Regions from separate parts of the Homo sapiens genome. Here region 1 is linked to region 2. Evidence: chromatin loops called from intact Hi-C (ENCODE). Cell type or tissue: heart left ventricle. All regions are shown on one strand. Each heading gives the region's core, and the rest is flanking DNA. Links, peaks and the distances in the headings are about the cores only. Region 1 has its middle 24 kb from the start of METTL24. Region 2 overlaps WASF1 (WASP family member 1).

Region 1 (2,916 bases), core at 210-2,709, 210 kb after region 2:
CCAGACAGAAAATTAACAAGGATATTTAGGACTTGAACTCAGCTCTGGGTCAAGTGGACCTAGTAGACGTCTACAGAACTCTCTACCACAAATCAACAGAATATACATTCTTCTCAGTGCCACATGGCACTTATTCTAAAATTGACCACATAATTGGAAGTAAAACACTCCTCAGCAAATGCAAAAGAACAGAAATAATAACAAACAGTCTCTCAGACCATGGTGCAATCAAATTAGAACTCAGGATTCAGAAACTCACTCAAAACCACACAATTTCATGGAAATTGAACAACCTGCTCCTGAATGACTCCTGGGTGAATAATGAAATTAAGGAAAAAATCAAGAAGTTCTCTGAAACCAATCAGAACAAAGAGACAACGTACCAGAATCTCTGGGACACAGCTAAAGCAGTGTTAAGAGGGAAATTTATAGCACTAAATGCCCACATCAGAAAGCTAGAAAGGTCTGAAATCAATACACTAACATCACAATTAAGAGAGCTAGAGAGGCAAGAGCAAACTAAATGAAAACCTAGCAGAAGGCAAGAAATAACTAAGATCAGAGATTAACTGAAGGAGATAGCGACATGAAAAAACCCTAAAAAAAAAAGTCAACAAATCCAGGAGCTGGTTTTTTGAAAAAACTCCGGGGACTGTTGTGGGGTGGGGGGAGGGGGGAGGGATAGCATTAGGAGATATACCTAATGCTAAATAACGAGTTAATGGGTGCAGCACACCAACATGGCACATGTATACATATGTAACAAACCTGCACATTGTGCACACGTACCCTAAAACTTAAAGTATAATAATAAATAAATAAATAAAAGAAATTCACAACCAAAAAAAAAAATTAACAAAATAGGCCACTAGCTAGACTAATAAAGAAGAGAGAGAGAAGAATCAAATAGACACAATAAAAAATGATAAAGGGGATATCACCACTAACCCCACAGAAATACAATCAGAGAATACTATAAACACCTCTATGCAAATGAACTAGAAAATCTAGACGAAATAGATAAATTTCTGCACGCATACACCCTACCAAGACTAAACCAGGAAGAAGTCAAATCCCTGAATAGACCAATAACAAGCTCTGAAATTGAGGCAGTAATTAATAGCCTACCAACCCAAAAAAGCCCAGGATCAGATGGATTCACAGCTGAATTTTACTAGAAATACAAAGAGGAGCTGATACCATTCATCCTGAAACTATTCCAAACAACTGAAAGGGAAGGACTCCTCCCTAACTCATTTTATGAAGCAAGCATCATCCTGATACCAAACCAGGAAAAGACACAATAAAAAAAGAAAACTTCAGGCCAATATCCCTGATGAACATCAATGCGAAAATCCTCAATAAGATATTGGCAAACCAAATCCAGTAGCACATCAAAAAACTTATCCACCCCAGTCAAGTTGGCTTCATCCCTGGGACGCAAGGCTGGTTCAACATGTGCAAATCAATAAATGTAATCCATCACATAAACAGAACTAAAGACAAAACCCCTGCATCAATAGATGCAGAAAAGACCTTTGATAAGATTCAACATCGCTTCATGTTAAAAACTCTCAATAAACTAGGTATTGATGGAACATATCTCAAAATAATAAGGGCTATTTATGACAAACCCACAGCCAATATCATATTGACTGGGCAAAAGCTAGAAGCATTCCCTTTGAAAACTGGTACAAGATAAGAATGTCCTCTCTCACCACTCCTATTCAATATAGTATTGGAAGTTCTGGCCAGTAAAATCAGGCAAGAGAGAGAAATAAAGGGTATTCAAATAGGAAGAGAGGAAGTCAAGTTGTCTCTGTTTGCAGATGGCATGATTTTATATATTAGAAAACCCCATCATCTCAGCCCAAAAGCTTCTTGAACTGATAAGCCACTTCAGCAAAGTTGCAGGATACAAAACCAATGCGCAAAAGTCACAAGCATTCCTTTACACCAACAACAGGCAAGCAAAGAGCCAAATCATGAAGGAACTCTCATTCACAATCACTACAAAGATAATAAAATATCTAGGAATACAGCTAACAAGGGATGTGAGGACCTCTTCAAGGAGAACTACAAACCTCTGCTCAAGGAAATAAGAGAGGACACAAACGAATGGAAAAACATTCCATGCTCACGGATAGGAAGAATCAATATCGTGAAAATGGCCATAGATCCCAAAGTAATTTATAGATTCAATGCTATTCCCACAAAACTACTATTGACATTCTTCACAGAATTTGAAAAAACTACTTTAAATTTTATATGGAATCAAAGAAGACCCCGTATAGCCAAGACAATCCTAAACAGAAAGAACAAAGCTGGAGGCATCATGCTACCTGACTTCAAACTATGCTACAAGGCTACAGTAACCAAAACAGCATGGTACTGGTACCAAAACAGACATATAGACCAAGGGAGCAGAACAGAGACCTCAGAAATAACACCACACATCACCATCTGATCTTTGACAAACCTGACAAAAACAAGCAATGGGAAAGGATCTCCTATTCAGTAAATGGTGCTGGGAAAACTGGCTAGCCATATGGAGAAAACTGAAACTGGACCCCTTCCTTACACCCTATACAAACATTAACTCAAGATGGATTAAAGACTTAAATATGAAACCCAAAACCATAAAAACCCTAGAAGAAAACCTAGCCAATATCATTCAGGACATAGGCATGGGCAAAGACTTCATGACTAAAACTCCAAAAGCAATTGCAACGAAAGCCATAACTGACAAATGGGATCCAATTAAACTAAAGCGCTTCTGCACAGCAAAAGAAACTATCATCAGAGTGAACAGGCAACCTACAGAATGGGAGAATATTTTTGCAATCTACCCATCTGACAAAGGTCTAATATCCAGAATTTATGAGGAACTTAAACATATTTACAAGAAAAAGCCAA
Region 2 (2,916 bases), core at 186-2,685:
GTCTCAAGAGAAATTTTTTAATACTTTGTATTAAGTGAAAATGAAAATTCAATTTATCAAAATGTGTGGGATACATCAAAAGCAGTGCTTGGAGGGAAATTTATGGCACCAAGTATATATACAGACGGTCCGCAGTTTATAACGGGGTTGTATCCCAATAAACCTATTTTAAGTTGAAAATATCATGAAGTCTGTATTAGAAAAGTAGAAGGATCTATAAAACCATAAAAACCCTAGAAGAAAACCTAGGCAATACCATTCAGGACACGGGCATGGGCAAGGACTTCATGACTAATACACCAAAAGCAATGGCAACAAAAGCCAAAATAAGACAAATGGGATCTAATTAAACTAAAGAGCTTCTGCACTGCAAAAGAAACTACCATCAGAGCGAACAGGCAACCTACAGAATGGGAGAAAATTTTTGCAATCTACCCTTCTGACAAAGGGCTAATATTCAGAATCTACAAAGAACTCAAACAAATTTACAAGAAAAAAACAAACAACTCCATCAAAAAGTGGCCAAAGGATATGAACAGACACTTCTCAAAAGAAGACGTCTATGCAGCCAACAGACACATGAAAAAATGCTCATCACCACTGGTCACTAAAGAAATGCAAATCAAAACCACAATGAGATATCATCTCACGCCAGTTAGAATGACAATCATTAAAAAGTCAGGAAACAACAGATGCTGGAGAGAATGTGGAGAAATAGGAACGCTTTTACACTGTTGGTGGGAGTGTAAATTAGTTCAACCATTGTGGAAGACAGTGTGGCGATTCCTCAAGGATCTAGAACTAGAATTACCATTTGACTCAGCAATCCCATTACTGGGTATATACCCAAAGGATTACAAATCATGCTACTATAAAGACAAATGCACACGTATGTTTATTGCGACACCATTCACAATAGCAAAGACTTGGAACCAACCCAAATGTCCATCAATGACAGACTGGATTAAGCAAATGTGGCACATATACACCATGGAATAATTAAGGCAGAAATCTATGAAATTGAAAACAGGAAATCAAGAGAAAAAAACAATGAAACTAAATGAAGATTCCTTGAAAATAACAAAATTGATAAATTTGTAGTTGTGTATTATGATGTACCACACAGGGCTTTTATTTTGGTTTAAAAAAAAATCAGTGCCACTATTCAAAATAGCAAAGATATGGAATCAACCTAAGTGTCCATCAATGGATAATTAAAGAAAATTTAAATGCAAACAATGAAATACTACTCAGCCATTAAAAAGAATGAAATAATCTCTTTTGCAGCAACATGGATGGAACCAGAGGCCATTATCCTAAGTGAACTAACTCAGAAACAGAAAGTCAAATACCATATTTTCTCATTTATAAGTGGGAGCTAAATAATTTGTATACATGGACATAAAGAGTGGAATAATAGATAATGGAGACTCTGAAGAGTGGAAGGATAGATGGTGGGTGAGGGGTGAGAAATTACTTAATGGGTACAATGTACACTATACTAAAAAGCCAGGCTTTGCCACTATGCAATATATCCATGTAACTAAACTGTACGTGTACCCTCTAAATCTATAAAAATAATTTTAAGAAGTGAGTGCTAGTCTTCATCCTCGACTAAAATATAAAATGCTTCACTGTTCCTCCCTTTTCGTTTAACCCTTTCACAATTCTCTGGCATAACCTGTAGCACATGCATGTTATAAAAATTTAGCAAATTTAACAAATTTAGCAAGATGTCCCTATTAAAACAACTAGAAAACAAACTTACTTTTGTAGCATAAGGTGAAAACATAACACACTTGACTTTTTTGGTAAAGGAATCAAACAAGTTATTCCATGCCCTGACACATAAGCTTTTCTTCTTTTCAAATAAGTTAGTCAATGTAACTTTATTGGAGTAGACCTGGCTAGGTTAGGAATAAAGAATGGCTACATGCTGGACTAACTACTATCAAGCACACCAAATTAAAAAAACAAAAAAACAAAAAAACTTTGCTGTCATCATCATCCAACAGATGTCATCACACCCAAAACCCACCTACTTAGAATTTCTTTAGGACCTTTAGTTTAAGAAATGGTACCTTTGCAGCATAAGGGAGTAGGAAAAAAATGGGACTTTGAAATCACACATATCTGTGCTCAAATTCCACCTCCATTTCTATTAGCCATGTGACCTTGAGCAAATTACTTGATCTATGAGAGGACTCAGTTTGCTGGTTGACAAGTACCACAAATACAATTCTAACAGTTTACGCAAAAAGGAGGACTTATGACAAAGGTAACTAGGATGTCTCTGGAACCCAATCTCAGGACCATGGACAAAGGAACTCAAATACAGTCAGGACTCTGTGCATCTGCTTCTTTGCACTCTTTGTTCTAGAAGCCCTGGCTTATCTAGCCCACAGGGCAAGAAACAAGGCCATTAACAGTTCCAGAGTTTTGTATCTCACAGCTTCAGCAACTGAAGAGAAAACAAATTATTCAACCTCTGGGCATGGAGGACCCAGGAAAAGTTCTGAGTGACTTGGCTTAGTAAAAAAGTGTCTAAAACCAGGCCAATAAACCACAGAAATGAACAGAATTGTGATTGGTATCTCTGGCCCCTTCCAAGCCAAAGTGATCTTTACAAAAGACAGATCTGATCCAGTAATTAACCCGATTAAAACTCTTCATGGCCTTCCCCAATAGACTTAAAATCCTTAACCTCGTTAAACCAAACCTCACGTAGGCCCTCTGCATAGTCTGGCTTCTGTTTACCTCTGCAACCTCATATCAAGTCACAATCCCTCTTACACTAAGCTTTAACTGTTTCACCTGTTCTTTGAATTCTCTTCCTTTTCCACCTAGCTAACTTCCACTAATCTTGCCTCTAAGAAGCCTCCCCTGACTCCCAGTGTAAATCCAGTTCCCTCTTCT

What was found. Peaks named below come from ENCODE experiments on the same cell type or tissue, not always from the same donor. Only the 100,000 strongest peaks of a DNase experiment are listed, where the experiment ranks them.
Region 1: a loop joins it to region 2, with 5 times the contacts of the local background. A loop is called at or near these places in 90 of 110 quality-filtered maps.

The regions. Positions count from the first base shown.
Region 1 is chr6:110,381,176-110,384,091 of GRCh38, forward strand. No RefSeq gene overlaps it. Among named protein-coding and RNA genes, the nearest start is that of METTL24, 24 kb to the left of the region's middle. In heart left ventricle, for the core only: no CTCF peak of the experiment used is centred there; no DNase peak of the experiment used is centred there.
Region 2 is chr6:110,171,345-110,174,260 of GRCh38, forward strand. The region is part of intron 2 of WASF1 (WASP family member 1); the gene reads right to left. Among named protein-coding and RNA genes, the nearest start is that of WASF1, 6.9 kb to the right of the region's middle. In heart left ventricle, for the core only: no CTCF peak of the experiment used is centred there; no DNase peak of the experiment used is centred there.